2 separate regions of the Homo sapiens genome follow, and region 1 is linked to region 2. A link is an interaction called in ENCODE POLR2A ChIA-PET data of the cell type or tissue named here. Cell type or tissue: PC-9. All regions are shown on one strand. Each heading gives the region's core, and the rest is flanking DNA. Links, peaks and the distances in the headings are about the cores only. Region 1 overlaps JARID2 (jumonji and AT-rich interaction domain containing 2). Region 2 has its middle 160 kb from the start of JARID2-DT.

Region 1 (8,332 bases), core at 218-8,217, 330 kb before region 2:
TGTCCAGATGCACACACCTGAAAATTCAGACCTACATTTGCTACAACTTATGGAAGGTGACATGGTACAGTGGCAAAGTCCAGGCATTATAGATGTGAAAGCTTAGATCCAAATCCTATTAACTCAGCTGCCAAGTGAGGGTGGTAAAACCTTAAAAACAGGTATTTCAAAAGAATTAAGGTAAAAATTTTTAGCACAATATTATCTAGGCTAAGGTCAGTTCTTCCTAACGGAAGAGACAGATTACATAGCTTCAAAGAAGGACTTCTAATAGTCACAGGCTTTATTATGGAATGGAGTTTACTATTTTTATTATAGGCCGAATGCTTATGTTTATTAATTTTGAATTTTTTTTCTTGGAGTCAGGGCTTACTTACGCTGTTCACCTTTTTTTTTTTTTAAAGACTAACAAAACTAAATGAAAAGCTATGACCGTGGCTAGTTCCATTTCCTGATGGTACGTGTCTCTCTCACACTCTCATTCAACATTCAAAGAACAGAAAGAACTTCCGCTTTTAGTGAAGCTAGACAGGATTTATACCTCTTGCCTGTCTGAAAGAACTAAAAATCCACACAAAACAACGGCCACCATATAGCAACATACTGTGATCCCTGACGGATGGAAAACAAATGATCCCTCCAGCTCACTGCCCTGAGAGAATGTCCAGGCTGCAGCAGTTACGGAAAGGGCAAGCAGAGCCGGGGTTGAGAAACACAAGGGGAGGCCAAGGTGATATAATGTGTAAGGCAGAGCACAGCAGAGGCCAGAGCCACACAGACAACAATGGAATCTGCCAAAGGCGCTCCTCATGTCTTCCGCTGAGTACTAACAAGCACATTTGTGTTAGGAAGCTACCCAAGAGAAAGTATTTCCAGAAAGGATTAGCAGGAACAGTATCCAAATTGTAAAAGCACCAGGAATAGTGCCCATTCTTACTAGCCTACATGGTAAACATAATCCATAGGACATCAAGTAAAATACTCGTAAGGGTTTTTGCCTGAGTAGCAGGGAAACAATGCCTCACAGTAAACACTGCTTTGGCCCTACCTAACCATGCTTGAAACCAAGATCCAAACAGATCAAACTGTTCCCTAATAATCAGATCTCAGAACAATGCTCAAGAATATGTAGAGAAATACGAACATTTCCCACAGCCAGAGAAAAATTTAGTGTCTGTCAAGTAATAAAAAGCTACCAGACATGCAAAGATGCAGGAAAATATGACTGATGAGGAGGAAGATTAATCAATCAAAACTGTTTTGTAAATAATGGAAGACAAAAATAGCACATATACTCAAATATCTCTTGTAACTGTACTCCACATGTTCAAGAAACACCAAAGAATAAGCATATTACTAGAGACACTGAAGATTATGGAAAGACCAAAATCTAACTTCTTTTTTTTTTTTTTATGGAGTCTTGCTCTGTCACCCAGGCTGTAGTGCAGTGGTGTGATCTTGGCTCACTGCAACCTCCGCCTCCTGGGTTCAAGCAATTCTCCTGCCTCAGCCTCCTGAGTAGCTGGGATTACAGATGCGCACCACCACGCCCAGCTAATTTTTGTATTTTTAGTAGAGACAGGGTTTCACCATGTTGGCCAGGAAGGTCTTGAACTCCTGACCTGGTGATCCACCCGCCTCGGCCTCCCGAAGTGCTAGGATTACAGGCGTGCCCAGCTGTAACTTCTAAAATATAATAACAATGTCTGAGATAAAAGATATATTCAATAGTCTTACCAGCAGATTTAGGGTATAAACTATCTAAAATGCAACATACAGATCAAAAAAGGAACAAAACACATGAGCTATGGGACAACTTCAGAGTAATATATATGAAAATTAGGTCCCCAAAGGGGAGACGAATGCACACGAAAATATTTGAAATAATAATGGCTCTAATTTTTCCATAGTAAATGAAATCTACAAACCTAATACACTCAATGAATCTCAAACTCTGGAAATAAAAACTGCCAAGGCACATCGTATCAAATTGCCTAAAACCAGTAAGGGATTCAAAAGAAAATTGTGGTAAATGATTGCTCCTACAAAGCTATGAAAATAACAACAGGATTCTCATCAGAAATGATGCACATCGGGACAGTGGGGCAGTGTCACTGAAGTACTGATGGTGAATGACTATTAACCTAAAATTTTATACCCAGCAAAAATATCTATAAGAAATGAAGGTGTATTTTGTATAACTGCATGTAATTCTACAATTATCATAAAAGTATTTTTTTAATGTGGGTGAAATGAGATCTTCCCAGACATACAAAAGCTGAATGATCAACAGCAGACCTAATGTTAGAAATGTTAAAATCCTTCAAGCAAAAGCAAATGCAAATGATACTAGAAACAAAAATGGCAACTACGTAGATAACTTGAAACAGAAGATAGGCGAGATTTACCCATATTTACTTTATATTTACTTCCACATCTTTTGTGTTCAAAACTGCCACATCATAATCTATTACTCAATTTTTCTTTACTTTCTGTAGTAGAGAGTACATTTCACCCATGATAACTCTAAAGTTGAAAATTAAACTAGTACTTCTCTTATTTATAAAATATATCTCCAGGTTGTAAGAACAAAATAAACTCCAAATAACCTGATCAGTGGAAGCTTCTAAATATAAATCAAGGGTTAAGAGAAATGTTAAGCCTTTTGCTGATTGTTTTGCTTTCACTTTTTTGCATTTAATAGTAAATTATACTACTAATTTATTTTTGATACAGGAATGAGTAAAAACTAGGCACTTATTTAATATAATTCCAATTATTAAGGATGCTCACTTTGAATAATCCCAATTCATGCATGCTATCAAGAAGATTCGTATACATTTGGGCTTATCTTCCTTTCAAACTCGAAGTAAATAAAAGTATTTTATACCATCAAAGTAACTCAGACCAAAAAGAATAAGGAACACAGTCGTGCAGACAATGTAGCTGTGAATATCATACCTGTTAAAAGCCTGAGAGAATTCTCACCACTTTCAACATGTCTTCATATCCAGAGGCATGTCATATCTCAGAGTACACTGAGTTATGAAATCCATACACTTCCAATGATTCTTTACATTCAAAATTCAATCTAATAGGACAAACAGTGTTTAAACTAAGTCCTATTGGATCGAAAGCCTAACTAAAATACAGCAGCTCCTTGTTTAACAAAAAAGTTACATCCCTTTAGAGACAGAGTCGGTACTTCTGTACTAGTTAAATAGAAACTCTTAAGAGTTTTTATTTTAAAGTCTGTTAGTACACAAAAAGCAATATACCCTTCTAAAGAATATAGTTGACCGGGCACAGTGGCTCATATGCCTGTAATCCCAGAACTCTGGGAGGACGAGGCGGGCGATCACGAGGTTAGGAGATAGAGACCATCCTGGCCAACATGGTGAAACCGTCTCTACTAAAAATACAAAAATTAGCCAAGTGTGGTGGCATGCACCTGTAGTCCCAGCTACTCAGGAGGCTGAGGCATGGAATGGCTTGAACTCGGGAGGGCGGAGGGTGCAGTGAGACGAGATCATGCCACTGCACTCCAGCCTGGCGACAGAGCAAGACTGTCTTACCAAAAAAAAAAAAAAAAAAAGAGGAATATAGTTAACAAGAGATCCCAACACTAAACATTAGGGTTCTGGGTCTCTCCCTAAGGTGAAGCAATGACTAATGCATGAGCAGCCACGATGGAATCTCCTCACCCCACCACTCTTGCCTGCTCCATTCAGGCAAATACTAGGTCGCACCAAGCTCGGCAGAGGAAATTTACAACATACACCACAGGGTCCTTCCCGTGACTCAATAACTTCAAAAGAGGGAGTACCCATACATTTCCATCTGCCTACAGATGGCTGTGGTAGGGCTGACAGAGAGGAAAGATATAAATCATTTGTGTAAATTAAAAACCCTCTGAAACAAGTCAGAGAAGTCTCGAAAGGATGTGCATACTCACATGTAGCAATTCATGTGTCACATATACTGACAATGGCTACTAACATCTAACATACAGAGTACCATTTATACATGAGAATTTTTTATTTATTTATTCGCTTATTTAGTTTTTTTTTGAGACAGAGTCTGGATCTGTCCCCCAGGATGGAGTGTGATGGCACGATCACAGCTAACTGCAACCTCCATCTCCCAGACTCAAACGATCCTCTCATCTCACCCTCCTGTAACTGGGACTACAGGCTCATGTCAACAGGCCCAGCTAATTTTTTTTGTATTTTTTGGTAGAAATGGAGTTTCGCCATATTGCCCACGCAGGTCTCTCCAACTCCTGGATTCAAGTGGCCGGCCGGCCTCAGCCTCCCAAAGTGCTGGGGTTATAGGTGTGAGCCATTGCACCCAACCAATACACCAAAATTCTCTTCAAGAATTAATTTATTCAGGTCACAAAACACCATCAGGCAGTTACTACTGTGATTCACATCTTTCAGATGAGAGAACTAAGGCCCAGACATATTATATAACCTGCCCAACAGGTATGATACAATACCTGTTGCATTATATAACACAACAAGTAAATGTTCAAGATATAATGAGAAGTCACACAGCCTGGCCCCAGTCTATACTCTTATGCTGCACCACAGTCTCCACAAAACCCGCTTAAGAACCACTGTTCTCGTGAAATTTTTCTACCCTCTTCCCCCTACTCACCCACAGATAAAAATAAACAGTTAATCTTGCTCTCTATTTTAGTCGCCAACTCAGATGACCTCTTTTGAATCGTACACTTCAGATCTCGTATTTACTTGCATCTAAAAATATACCATCACCAAATTAACTGTACATTATCGTTTCATTCCTCAAACAAATAATCCTCACCTCCATAACCATCCTTCCAAAGAGTTTCTGACCACAAGTCCACACCCAAATGACCAAAATCCATCCATTCTGGTTTCTACACATACTGAGAGACTGATGGGGCAAATACACACTTTACAAGAAGAACTGAGTGGAATAAAAGGGCAAAATGAGAAAGGAGATAGGCAGGGCCACCTTCACATTCAGAACAGGATGAAAGTCTCTGTAATGGTTCCATTCTAAACAATATAAGTTAGCCCCTCTCCCTCTCCCTCTCCCCCCTCTCCCTCTCCCTCTCCCCACGGTCTCCCTCTCCCTCTCTTTCCACGGTCTCCCACTGATGCCAAGCCGAAGCTGGACTGTACTGCTGCCATCTCGGCTCACTGCAGCCTCCCTGCCTGATTCTCCTGCCTCAGCCTGCCGAGTGCCTGCCATTGCAGGCGCGCGCCACCACGCCTGACTGGTTTTCGTATTTTTTTGGTGGAGACGGGGTTTCGCTGTGTTGGCCGGGCTGGTCTCCAGCTCCTAACCGCGAGTGATCCGCCAGCCTCGGCCTCCCGAGGTGCCGGGATTGCAGACGGAGTCTGGTTCACTCAGTGCTCAATGGTGCCCAGGCTGGAGTGCAGTGGCGTGATCTCGGCTCGCTACAAACTCCACCTCCCAGCCGCCTGCCTTGGCCTCCCAAAGTGCCGAGATTGCAGCCTCTGCCCGGCCGCCACCCCGTCTGGGAAGTGAGAAGCGTCTCTGCCTGGCCGCCCATCGTCTGGGACATGAGGAGCCCCTCGGCCTGGCTACCCAGTCTGGAAAGTGAGGAGCGTCTCTGCCCGGCCGCCATCCCATCTAGGAAGTGAGGAGCGCCTCTTCCCGGCCGCCATCCCATCTAGGAAGTGAGGAGAGTCTCTGCCCAGCCGCCCATCGTCTGAGATGTGGGGAGCGCCTCTGCCCCGCCGCCCCGTCTGGGATGTGAGGAGCGCCTCTACCGGGCCATGACCCCGTCTGGGAGGTGAGGAGCGTCTCTGCCCAGCCGCCCTGTCTGAGAAGTGAGGAGACCCTCCGCCCGGCAGCCACCCCGTCTGGGAAGTGAGGAGCGTCTCTGCCTGGCACCACCCCATCCGGGAGGGAGGTGGGGGTCAGCCCCCGCCCAGCCAGCCGCCCCGTCCGGGAGGGAGGTGGGGGGGTCAGCCCCCCGCCCGGCCAGCCGCCCCGTCTGGGAGGTGAGGGGCGCCTCTGCCAGGCCGCCCCTACTGGGAAGCGAGGAGCCCCTCCGCCTGGCCAGCCGCCCCGTCCGGGAAGGAGGTGGGGGGGTCAGCCCCCCGCCCGGCCAGCCACCCCGTCCGGGAGGGAGGTGGGGGGGGTCAGCCCCCCGCCCGGCCAGCCGCCCCGACCGGGAGGGAGGTGGAGGGGTCAGCCCCCCGCCCGGCCAGCAGCCCCGTCCGGGAGGTGAGGGGCGCCTCTGCCCGGGAGGTGAGGGGCGCCTCTGCCCGGCAGCCCCTACTGGGAAGTGAGGAGCCCCTCTGCCCGGCCAGCCGCCCCGTGCGGGAGGGAGGTGGGGGTGTCAGCCCCCCGCCCGGCCAGCCGCCCCGTCTGGGAGGTGAGGGGCGCCTCTGCCCGGCCGCCCCTACAGGGAAGTGAGGAGCCCCTCTGCCCGGCCACCGCCCCGTCTGGGAGGTGTAGCCGGCAGCTCATTGGGAACGGGCCATGATGACAATGGCGGTTTTGTGGAATAGAAAGGGGGGAAAGGTGGGGAAGGGATTGAGAGATCGGATGGTTGCCATGTCTGTGTAGAGGGAGGTAGACACGGGAGACTTTTCATTTTGTTCCGTACTGGGAAAAATTCTTCTGCCTCGTGATCCTGTTGATCGGTGACCTTACCCCCAACCCTGTGCTCTCTGAAACATGTGCTGTGTCCACTCAGGGTTAAATGGATTAAGGGTGGTGCAAGATGTGCTTTGTTAAACAGATGCTTGAAGGCAGCATGCTCGTTAAGAGTCATCACCACTCCCTAATCTCAAGTACCCAGGGACACAAACACTGCGGAAAGCCGCAGGGTCCTCTGCATAGGAAAACCAGAGACCTTTGTTCACTTGTTTATCTGCTGACCCTCCCTCCACTATTGTCCTATGACCCTGCCAAATCCCCCTCTGTGAGAAACACCCAAGAATGATCAATAAAAATAAATAAAAACAAACAAAAAAATATATGTTATAAACTATGTAAATATATCATTTAAAAAAAAAACAATCTCACCCACCACAATGATCAAAAGAAAAAGAAAAACAACATCTAGAACTAAAAACAAGACTCAGCCTTCAGGGTCCCACCAGCACAGAATCTCCACTCATCTTTTCTTGGGCTGCCCTTTCCGTGAACACAGCAGACAGATTCTGAAGGGGGACTGGCTTTCCTTTTGTAAAGAGGCATCTCAGATGACCTTTCAATGGCTAGGTAAAAATATACCGGTTTTGAGTTTTGTTGTTGTTGTAGTTGCCTCCATAAAGAAAAACTCTGAGGAAGAGAATTAGAAATTTGAGGAAACTCCAAAACCCTCAAGAACTCTGGACTCCACTGGTTTCTATAGCTAAAAAGATCCCTAGTGTCAAGTAAAGGCACTGGCAGTAAATACACACAGCAAAATCTGACTCAGGGGGTTTTCTGCAGAAAAACAACACTTAAGTAAACACATGGATGTTTTAACTGAAGAATTAAAACATGTTATTAGCATCATCAGAAAAATGTAATTGCTTCAACGTGCAGGTTGGAAAAGCAGACTAGATAAAGTTGGAACTGAGGCTGGCATCAGTCTCCACCATAGATTTTTATTTTCCATAAGAAGGAAGTCAAGCACATACAATCCCTCTCAGTCTTCCCCTTTCCCCATCACCCTACTGTAGACAAAAGGCATATTTTTTTGCTGATGATTCTAAAATCATGCACATAAAAGGATGTGTAGAGTAGGAGTAATTAAATCTACAAGTATAGCTAACTAGCAATTCGTATCATTCTAAAAAATAAAGTGAAAATGCTCTTTCCAAAGCACATACATAAATTATGACCCTGCAGTATGATCTGAATGTGGCCCCCAAAGTTCATGTGTTGGAAACCTAATCCCTAATCCAACAGTGCTGAGAGGGTGAGATCTTAAGAAGTGATTACATCATGAGGGATCTGCCCTCGTGAACGGAATAATGTCACTATCTAGGGAGTGGGTTTGTTATAAATGCAAGCTTAGACAGGCGTGGAGGCATGTGACTGACTGTAGTCCCAGCTACTCAGGAGTCTGAGGCACAAGGATCCCTTTAGCCCAGGCTTTAGAGAACACAGTAAGTCATGATCACACCACTACATTCCAGCCTGGGTAACAAAGCCAGATCCCATCTCTTTAAAAACTAAACTTAAAAAAGAAAAACAAACAACAAAAACCGAGCTTAGCACTTTCTTGTGCTCTCTTGCCAAGTTATAATGCAGCAAGAAAGCTCTCGCCAGATGCAGTCCCTCAATCTTTGAATACCAAGCCTCCAGAAAT
Region 2 (8,332 bases), core at 325-8,324:
TGTTTTTGTCCACAAACGTTTTTGCTGTTGTTTTTTGAGACAGAGTCTCACTCTGTCACCCAGGCTGGAGTGCGGTGGCACGATCTCAGCTCACTGCAAGCTCCGCCTCCCAGGTTCAAGCCATTCTCCTGCCTCAGCCTCCCGAGTAGCTGGGACCACAGGCCACCACGCCACCATGCCTGGCTAATTTTTTGCATTTTTAGTAGAGACGGGGTTTTGCCGTGTTAGCCGGGATGGTCTCGATCTCCTGACCTCGTGATCCGCCCGCCTCGGCCTCCCAAAGTGCTGGGATTACAGGTGTGAGCCACTACGGCCGGCAAAATTTATTTTATAATTTTTTTTTTTAGAGACAGGGTCTCTGGGTGTGGCTGCACGCCTGTAATCCCATCACTTTGGGAGGCTGAGGCGGGCAGATCACCTGAGGTCAGGAGTTTGAGACCAGCCTGGCCAATATGGTGAAACCCCATCTCTACTAAAAATAGAAAAATTAGCCAGGCATAGTGGTGCATGCCTGTAGTCCCAGCTACTCAGGAGGCTGAGGCAGGAGAATTGCTTGAACTCGGGAGGTAGAGGTTGCAGTCAACCGAGATTGTGCCACTGCACTCCAGCCTGGGTGACAGAGTGAGACTCCATCTCAAAAAAAAAAAAAAAAAGAGAGACAGGGTCTCATTTTATCACCTGGCTGGAGTGCAGTGGTGAGATCATAGCTCACTGGAGCCCTGAATGTCTGTGCTCAGTTCTCCCACCTCAGCCTCACAAATAGCTAGGACCACAGGCATGCACCACCATGCCTGGCTAATTTTTAATTTTTAATTAATTAATTAATTAATTTTATTTATTTATTTTTTTTTAGCAATGGGGTCTCGCCATGTTGCCCAGGCTGGTCTTCAACTTCTGGCCTCAAGCGATTCTCCTGTCTTGGCTTCCTGGCATGCTGGGATCATGGGCATGGGTCACTGTGCCCAGCCCCACAAATTTATTTAATGTAAGTTTTATGAAACACAGTAGCTTTCAGAAATGAAAAGCCAAAGGAACAGGGAAACCTGTGTATTTGTGTGCTTAGGTTTGGTGAAGAGAGGATGGTTGTAGAGAAATGTGATTGGACGACGTGGGTTGACTCTAACGGTGACAAACTGGGGGTGTCTAGCAGATCCTGTTTGTTCAGATTCTTCTCTGTGCTCCTACGTCGATAAGGAAGCTCCTTTCCTCCAGGTGTAGGGAGAGCACCTCTGGAGTGAAGGTCTTATGATCTGCTTCAGCAGGGAGGGCAAGGGGAAAGAGAGAGTGACCTTTCTGCCTCTGATGTGCCAAGGTGCCATATTGTGTGATAGCGTGTCCTGAACCCCATCATTACCAAGGAGAAGTGGGACAATATGTATGCCGGAATCTTATGAGCTTCTTCCTTCTTGAACCATGGCTGGTTTTCAACCTATAGTGATTGAAAACCTTCCTAGTGCTCTCTTTTACTTCACCAAACCTCCAACCTTCAACTCCTCTGACTTCTCCTTCTGTCCGGCTGCGCCGGCACGTGCTCCTCTTCTCCACATAGGCAGCAATTTGTGGTCTTTGTTCACAACAGATTCTCCTTCCCTGGCATCCCTGAAGACCTAAAGGCTGGAATTCCAACCTGCCCAGGGATCATTTCCTCTGGACATTTCCTAGGAATTTTCTTTTGTAAGCCCTGGAAGCATACAATATATTTTAGAAAAATTCCATTTTGTCAGGGCGTGATGGCTCACGCCTGTAATCCTAGCACTTTGGGAGGCCAAGGTGGGCAGATCACCTGAGGTCAGGCGTTTGAGACCAGCCTGACCAACATGGAGAAACCCTGTCTCTACTAAGAATACAAAATTAGCTGGGCGTAGTGGTGCACTCCTGTAATCCTAGCTACTTGGGAGGCTGAGGCAGGAAAATCACTTGAACCCGGGAGGCGGAGGTTGCGGTGAGCCAAGATCGTGCCATTGCACTCCAGCCTGGGCAACAAGAGCGAAATTCCGTCTCAAAAAAAAAAAATCCATTTCAAATGAATTACAAATTTAAAAAGAATACTTCTCTAGGCTGGGCGTGATGGCTCATGCCTGTAATCCCAGCACTTTGGGAGGCCAAGGTGGGCAGATCACCTGAGGTCAGAAGTTCAAGACCAGCTTGACCAACATGGTGAAACTCCATCTCTACTAAAAATACAAAAATTAGCTGGGCATGGTGGTGTGCGCCTGTAATCCCAGCTACTCGGAAGACTGAGGCAGGAGAATCGCTTGAACCTGGGAGGCGGAAGTTGCAGGGAGGCAGAAGTTGCAGTGAGCCAAGATTGTGCCACTGCACTCTAGCTTGGGTGACACAGCAAGATTCAGTCTCAAGTAAAAAAAGAACACTTCTCTATCATAGGCTGGGACATATTAGGCATGTCCCTTAGCTCGTCTATTCCTCCAGTTTTAAGGTGAGACAACAATATGGATCTCACAGGGTTATTGAAGGATTAAATGAGGTGGTCACCGTAGAGCTCTTCTTGTAGTATCAGGCCCCAGAAACTGCTCAAAAAACAGTATTTTATTTATTTATCTAGTTTTGAGATAGGGCCTCCTTCTTTCACCCATGCTGGAGTGCAGTGGCACGACCACAGCTCACTGTAGTCTCTGAGTTCCTGGACTCAAGTGATCCTCCTGCCTCAGCCTTCCAAGTGGCTGGGAGGACAGGTGCACGCCACCATGCCCAATTAATTTTTTCTATTTTTTGTAGAGACAGGGGTCTTACTGTGTTGCCCAGGCTGATCTCAAATTCCTGGGCTCAAGTGATCCTCCCGCCTCAGCCTTCTGAAGTGCTGGGATTACATGTGTGAACCACTGCACCTGGCCAGAGCACAGTATTTGTTATTAGTGAAGTAATATTTAATCATAGCCGGGCTTGGTGGCAGGTGCCTGTAATCACAGCTACTCGGGAGGCTGAGGCAGGATAATTGCTTGAATCCGGGAGATGGAGGTTGCAGTGAGCCGAGATCATGCCGCTGCATTCCAGCCTGGGTAACAAGAGTGAAACTCCATCTCAAAAACAACAACAACAACAAAACAAACAAAAAAACGTAAGCAGAGAAAGTAATTCAGAAGAGGAGACTGGACATTTTCTCTTGCTACAAAATACTTGGATCTAAGTATCTGAAATGATAATTTTTCATTATGTACCTCTCCCTGGAGCCTAGCTGTACGTGTCTTAAATTTGTGCTGAAGAAAGGACGCGGAAGAGTTAAACAGAGATACAATTTTTACCGTGTTTTGGAGGTTTTCCTCTTTGTTTAACATCAAAGCAGTCTGTAGTCCCTTTTGCCAGTTTATACATATTGTTGTACTCAAAGAAGGGCTGAAGGAGCTGAGCGGGCTGCTTGATTAGCTGTGACTCCCTTCCAGCCTGGCTTAAGAGACCAAATGGATTCTACCTCTTTAAGGTTTTAATGATAAGGAGGGGAATAAGAGGCTCCCTCCCTTTTCGAATGTAACTTTGTTGAGGCCCCGATAATAAATCATTTGTTCCCTCTAAATGCACTCTGGCATTCACACAGGCACACACTCTGATGGTTCCCACTTGAAATTGCTCATCAAGTGCAAATAGCTCCCAGCCTGGATGGCTGAGCTGCTCTCCAGCCTCCTCTCTCTGGAGTAAGAAGATTTCAGCTTGTGACCTGCCCTCGGGACTTGTGGGTGTACAAAGCCTGTGACCCAGGAAACAAAGTCAACGGCTCACTTTGTCCCCACCCCACCCTACCCCGTCTCCCTCCTACTAAATGCTGAATCTCACGAGAGAAGAAAACCAGCCACATAAAGGATTTGAAAGCTCAACTTGCTTTCCCACTCTGTTATCCCTGGAGTTGGCTTGGATTCACCCTGAAGCCTTCCCCCTCCCGGGGAAAGTTGCTTCACGTTGCAGCTCAGCAGGTTTGTCCAGCTACATAGGCTCCAGAAAACAAGAAGCAAGACTGGAAAGCTGGGGATGATTGTACGCCCTCGCCTGAATCTTACGTGGTTCCTCCTTCTTCCACCTGGCCAGTGCAGAGCCGTGGGTGCCACGTGGCCACTTCTGGATTGGGTTCCCCTTGGCCTGCCACCCTGTCCTTCTGCTTTCCCACTTTGCCAGCCAGAGTCAATTTGAGGACGCCAAGTTCTCCTCTCCATACAGGTGTGCAGCTGGGATAACCAATGATTAATGCATGTGTCTGGCAGGGCCTTCAGGGTAATTTGATTTGCTTGATATCTAGAGTGATCACCCCTCGTTCCATTCTCCTCCCTTTCTTTTCCTGAGTTTGTGGCAGTGTTTACCTTAGTTGGCGGTTTAAGTTGATGAATGACACTTGTTTCTGGTGTTTGTTTCTGCCCAAGTTTTAATTAAATTTTGCAAGAGGCTTCTGCAATTATGGCTCTAGGTCTCTCTCTCCCTCATCTTACCTCTGAAAAGTTATTGAGCATTCAGAACTTTTCCCAGTTTTCCTTTCTCTCCTCCTCACCGTCAAACTCCCGTGCTGATGGGCCGGCAGGAGGCCGCCATCACTGCAGCCATTACTCCTGGGTTTTATGGCCCGTGATGGCAAAAGCCACATCCTGCCCCTGACAGAATCCATTAGGCTGAGGAGGGAACAGACTCCCAGAAAGCAGAGCTTTTCTGCTGGAGGAGAGCTGTATTATGCCGTAGCTAATGGGACATTTGCAAAATAACCTTTCTAAGTAGATCCTGTAGGCACTCTCAAGGGGCTCTGATTCTATAAGGGAAGAGGTAGAAGCTGTGTTTGCTTGCTTTCCCTTTCTTGCTTTTTTGCTTTCTTGCTTTTTCTCAGTTTCTTGCTTTCTTGCTTTTTCTCTCTTTCTTGCTTTGTTGCTTTTAAGCTTTTGGAGGAGAAAGCAGCCTCTGTATGTTCCAACTGAAAGAATGCCCACACGGCTGAGACAGCAAGAGCAGTGGATTAATGGACTAGGAAATAGATGAACTAAACCAACCCTGGGTTACAATCTGCCTGCAAAGTTGAGATAACATTAGAACAAGTGTATCTGGTTCAATTTATGGTGGGACCACAGTTAGTTCCAAGAAGTAAATGGAACATGCTTCTGAGGTTGCAAAAATTGAATTGGCTAAGTTTCTTCAGGTACATTACCCACCTCCTTTTGTTTTGGTTTGCTTAACGTACTTTTAGAAAACTCATAAGAAAGGTATTCTGTATTAAAAGAGGAGAAAAACGTTTTATTCTTAAGAAAAATTTCGGCTGGGCATGGTGGCTCACGCCTGTAATCCCAGCACTTTGAGAGGCCAAGGTGGGCGATCGCCTGAGGTCAGGAGTTCGAGACCAGCCTGGCCAACGTGGCAAAGCCCTGTCTCTACTAAAAATACAAAAAATTAGCTGGGCATGGTGGTGGGCACCTGTAGTCCTGGCTACTTGGGAGGCTGGGGCAGGGAGAATCGCTTGAACCCAGGAAGTGGAGGTTGCATTGAGCTAAGATCGTGCCATTGTACTCCAGCCTGGGGACAAGAGCGAGACTCCATCTCAAAAAAAAAAAAAAAAAAAAAAAAAGAAAGAAAAATTTCAACACTGGGTGCCGTGGCTCATGCCTGTAATCCCAGCAATTTGGGAGGCCAAGGCAGGCAGATCACCTGAGGCCAGGAATTTGAGACTGGCCTGGCCAACATGGTGAAACCCTGTCTCTACTAAAAATACAAAAATTAGTCCAGTGTGGTGGTGTGCGCCTGTAGTCCCAACTACCTGGGAGGCTGAGACATGAGAATCTCTTGAACCCCGGAGGCAGGGGTTGCAGTGAGCCAAGATCGTACCACTGGACTTCAGAGTGAGACTCTCTCTCAAAAAAAAAAAAGAAAAGAAAAAAAAGAAAAAGAAAAGTTTCGGTTCCTAGTGGGTAAAGGAAAGACCTAGAAATATTTTTATGGTTTCAACATAGATTTACTAAGACATTGCTGGATGTTGTCAGGATACAAGCGACTTAAGATGTAGTCCTTGCCTGCCCTAATATAGCTTCAAAACTCTGCCAGGGACAAGACTAACACATTTAAAATAGCTGAATAGAGGCAACCTGGTGTTAAAGAAAGAGAATAAAGTAGAAATGGGTTTGTGGCTTCTATTCCTTCCCCTGCCATTAATGAGTGCTGGGACCTTGGGCCAGTAATCGCTCAGGCCTGGTTTCCTCGCCTCAAATTAAGGGTGTTGAACAAAATAATCTCTTAAAGTTCCTTAGAGCTTTAATCTTCAGAATCTAATTAACAACATAGGTAGATCTGTTGTATAACCAAGCAATAAAGGGACTGGTACAGAGGATGAATGCTGTGAGACAGGATTCAGAAAGGACATGCATCCCTATGAATGGGAATGGCTTCACGGAGGAGCATGGAGGAACACGGAGGAGCCAGGGCTCAGGTTGGACTTTGAAAGGTGAGCAAGAGATCCAGTAAAGAGTAATTGCGAGGTGTCTTTGGAGAACAGGAAATTGGCTAAACCGTTGGAGCAGTTTGTAGAGGGGCTAGAGAGAGGGAAGGTAGGAAGTTAGACTGAGGCCTAATTGGAGGGGGTCTTGAATTCTATCCTAAGGAGTTAGAACTTGAGCTTGTTTATTGTCTCTAGGAATTGGCTAATCCTGGGAGGAGTAGTCCCTTCAGAGTCAGCAAGGCCCCAGATCTCAAAGCATCAAGATACAAAAAGTAAAACACACGGTTAGTACAGTAATATCTCTGGTCCCACATTGCCAGAACCTTGCTACTCCCTCATCAAGAGTTCGGCTGGGTGCAGTGGCTCATGCCTGCAGTCCCAGCACTTTGGGAGGCCAAGGCTGGTGGATCGCCTGAAGTCAGGAGTTCGAGCCCAGCCTGGACGACATGGTGAAACTCCATCTCTACTAAAAAAATACAAAACTTAGCTGGGCATGAGGACGGACGCCTGTAATCTCAGCTACTCGGGAGGCAGAGGCAGGAGAATGGTTTGAACCCAGGAGGTAGAGGTTGCAGTGAGCCGAGATCATGCCCCTATACTCTAGCCTGGGCAACAGAGTGAGACGCTGTCTGAAAAAAGAAAAAAAAAAAAGAGTTGGAGTTTATTTCCTCTTACTGTGAACTTGGGAGGACCTTTGGGACTTCCTTGATGAATAGATAGTAGAGGAAGTAACACCAGGTGGCTTCTGAGACCAGGTCATAAAAGGTGATATGGCTTGTTCTTGGCTCTTTTTCTGTTCGGACATTTGCCCTTGGAGCTCAGCCATCATGTCACGAGAGAGCCCAGGATACACGAAGAGGCTGTGTGTCTGTGTTCTGGCCAGGAGCCCCAGCTAAGGTCTCAATTGATAGCCTGCATCAAGCACCAGGCATGTGAGTGAATATGGCTTTAGATCCATTCCCCAGCCTTTGAGCCACTTGGGCTGTTACCATCTAGAGCAAAGAAAAGTCATTCTCACAGAGCCTGCCCAAACTGTTGATTCTTGAGCAAAATAAAAGGTATGGTTGTTTTAAGCCACTACTCTTGGGGTGGTCTGTTACACAGCAGTAGATAACCAGGACACAGTATGATAAGATGATGCTGGCGGCAAGATGGAGGCATGGGGATGGGTGGAGGAGCAGCACGGGATGTTTTGGGTACATGTGGGAACATGGGGGTTAGTGATATGTTTGGAGACAGGTCAGAAAAGCCATCCCAGATATAATAAAAGCCCAATTTTAAGAGCTTACTTTGTGCCCAGGCAGTGTTGTAAGCACTTTATGTGTATTAACTCATTGAATTCTCACAACGATCCTACTATGGACATACTATTCCTACTTAAGATGAGGAAACGAAGCTCAGAGGCACTCAGGAACACAGAGAGTGTAGAACTGGGAATGCAGTCAGGCAGCCTGACTTCCGAGCTCATCCTTTTAACTGCTAAATTTTGGTTTATTTATTTATTTAGAGACGAAGTTTCGCTCTTGTTGCCCAGGCTGGAGTGCAATGGCACGATCTCAGCTCAATGCAACCTCTGGCTCCCGGGTTCAAGTGATTCTCCTGTCTCAGCGTCCCAAGTAGCTGGGATTACAGGTGCGTGCCACCACACTCGGCTGATTTTTGTGTTTTTAGTAGAGATAGGATTACATCATATTGGTCAGACTGGTCTTGAACTCCTGACCTCAGGCGATCCACCCACCTTGGCCTCCCAAAGTGCTGGGATTACAGGCGTGAGCCACTGTGCCCAGCTATTTATTTTTATTTTATTTTATTATTTTTTTTGAGACAGAGTCTTGCTCTGTCGCCAGGCTGGAGTGCAGTGATGTGATCTTGGCTTGCTGCAACCTCTGACTCCCTGGTTCAAGCAATTCTCCTGCCTCAGCC

What was found. Peaks named below come from ENCODE experiments on the same cell type or tissue, not always from the same donor. Only the 100,000 strongest peaks of a DNase experiment are listed, where the experiment ranks them.
Region 1: POLR2A ChIA-PET joins it to region 2 with 21 read pairs; 3 of 35 experiments call an interaction of 5 or more read pairs at or near these places.

What each region holds. Positions count from the first base shown.
Region 1 is chr6:15,413,480-15,421,811 of GRCh38, reverse strand. All of the region lies in intron 3 of JARID2 (jumonji and AT-rich interaction domain containing 2), which reads right to left. Among named protein-coding and RNA genes, the nearest start is that of DTNBP1-AS1, 130 kb to the left of the region's middle. RefSeq lists a silencer at 8,203-8,332. In PC-9, for the core only: no CTCF peak of the experiment used is centred there; a DNase peak (open chromatin) is centred at 3,771; H3K27ac peaks cover 1,713 bases.
Region 2 is chr6:15,085,608-15,093,939 of GRCh38, reverse strand. No RefSeq gene overlaps it. Among named protein-coding and RNA genes, the nearest start is that of JARID2-DT, 160 kb to the left of the region's middle. In PC-9, for the core only: no CTCF peak of the experiment used is centred there; DNase peaks (open chromatin) are centred at 3,649, 3,929 and 7,119; H3K4me3 peaks cover 1,872 bases; H3K27ac peaks cover 2,390 bases.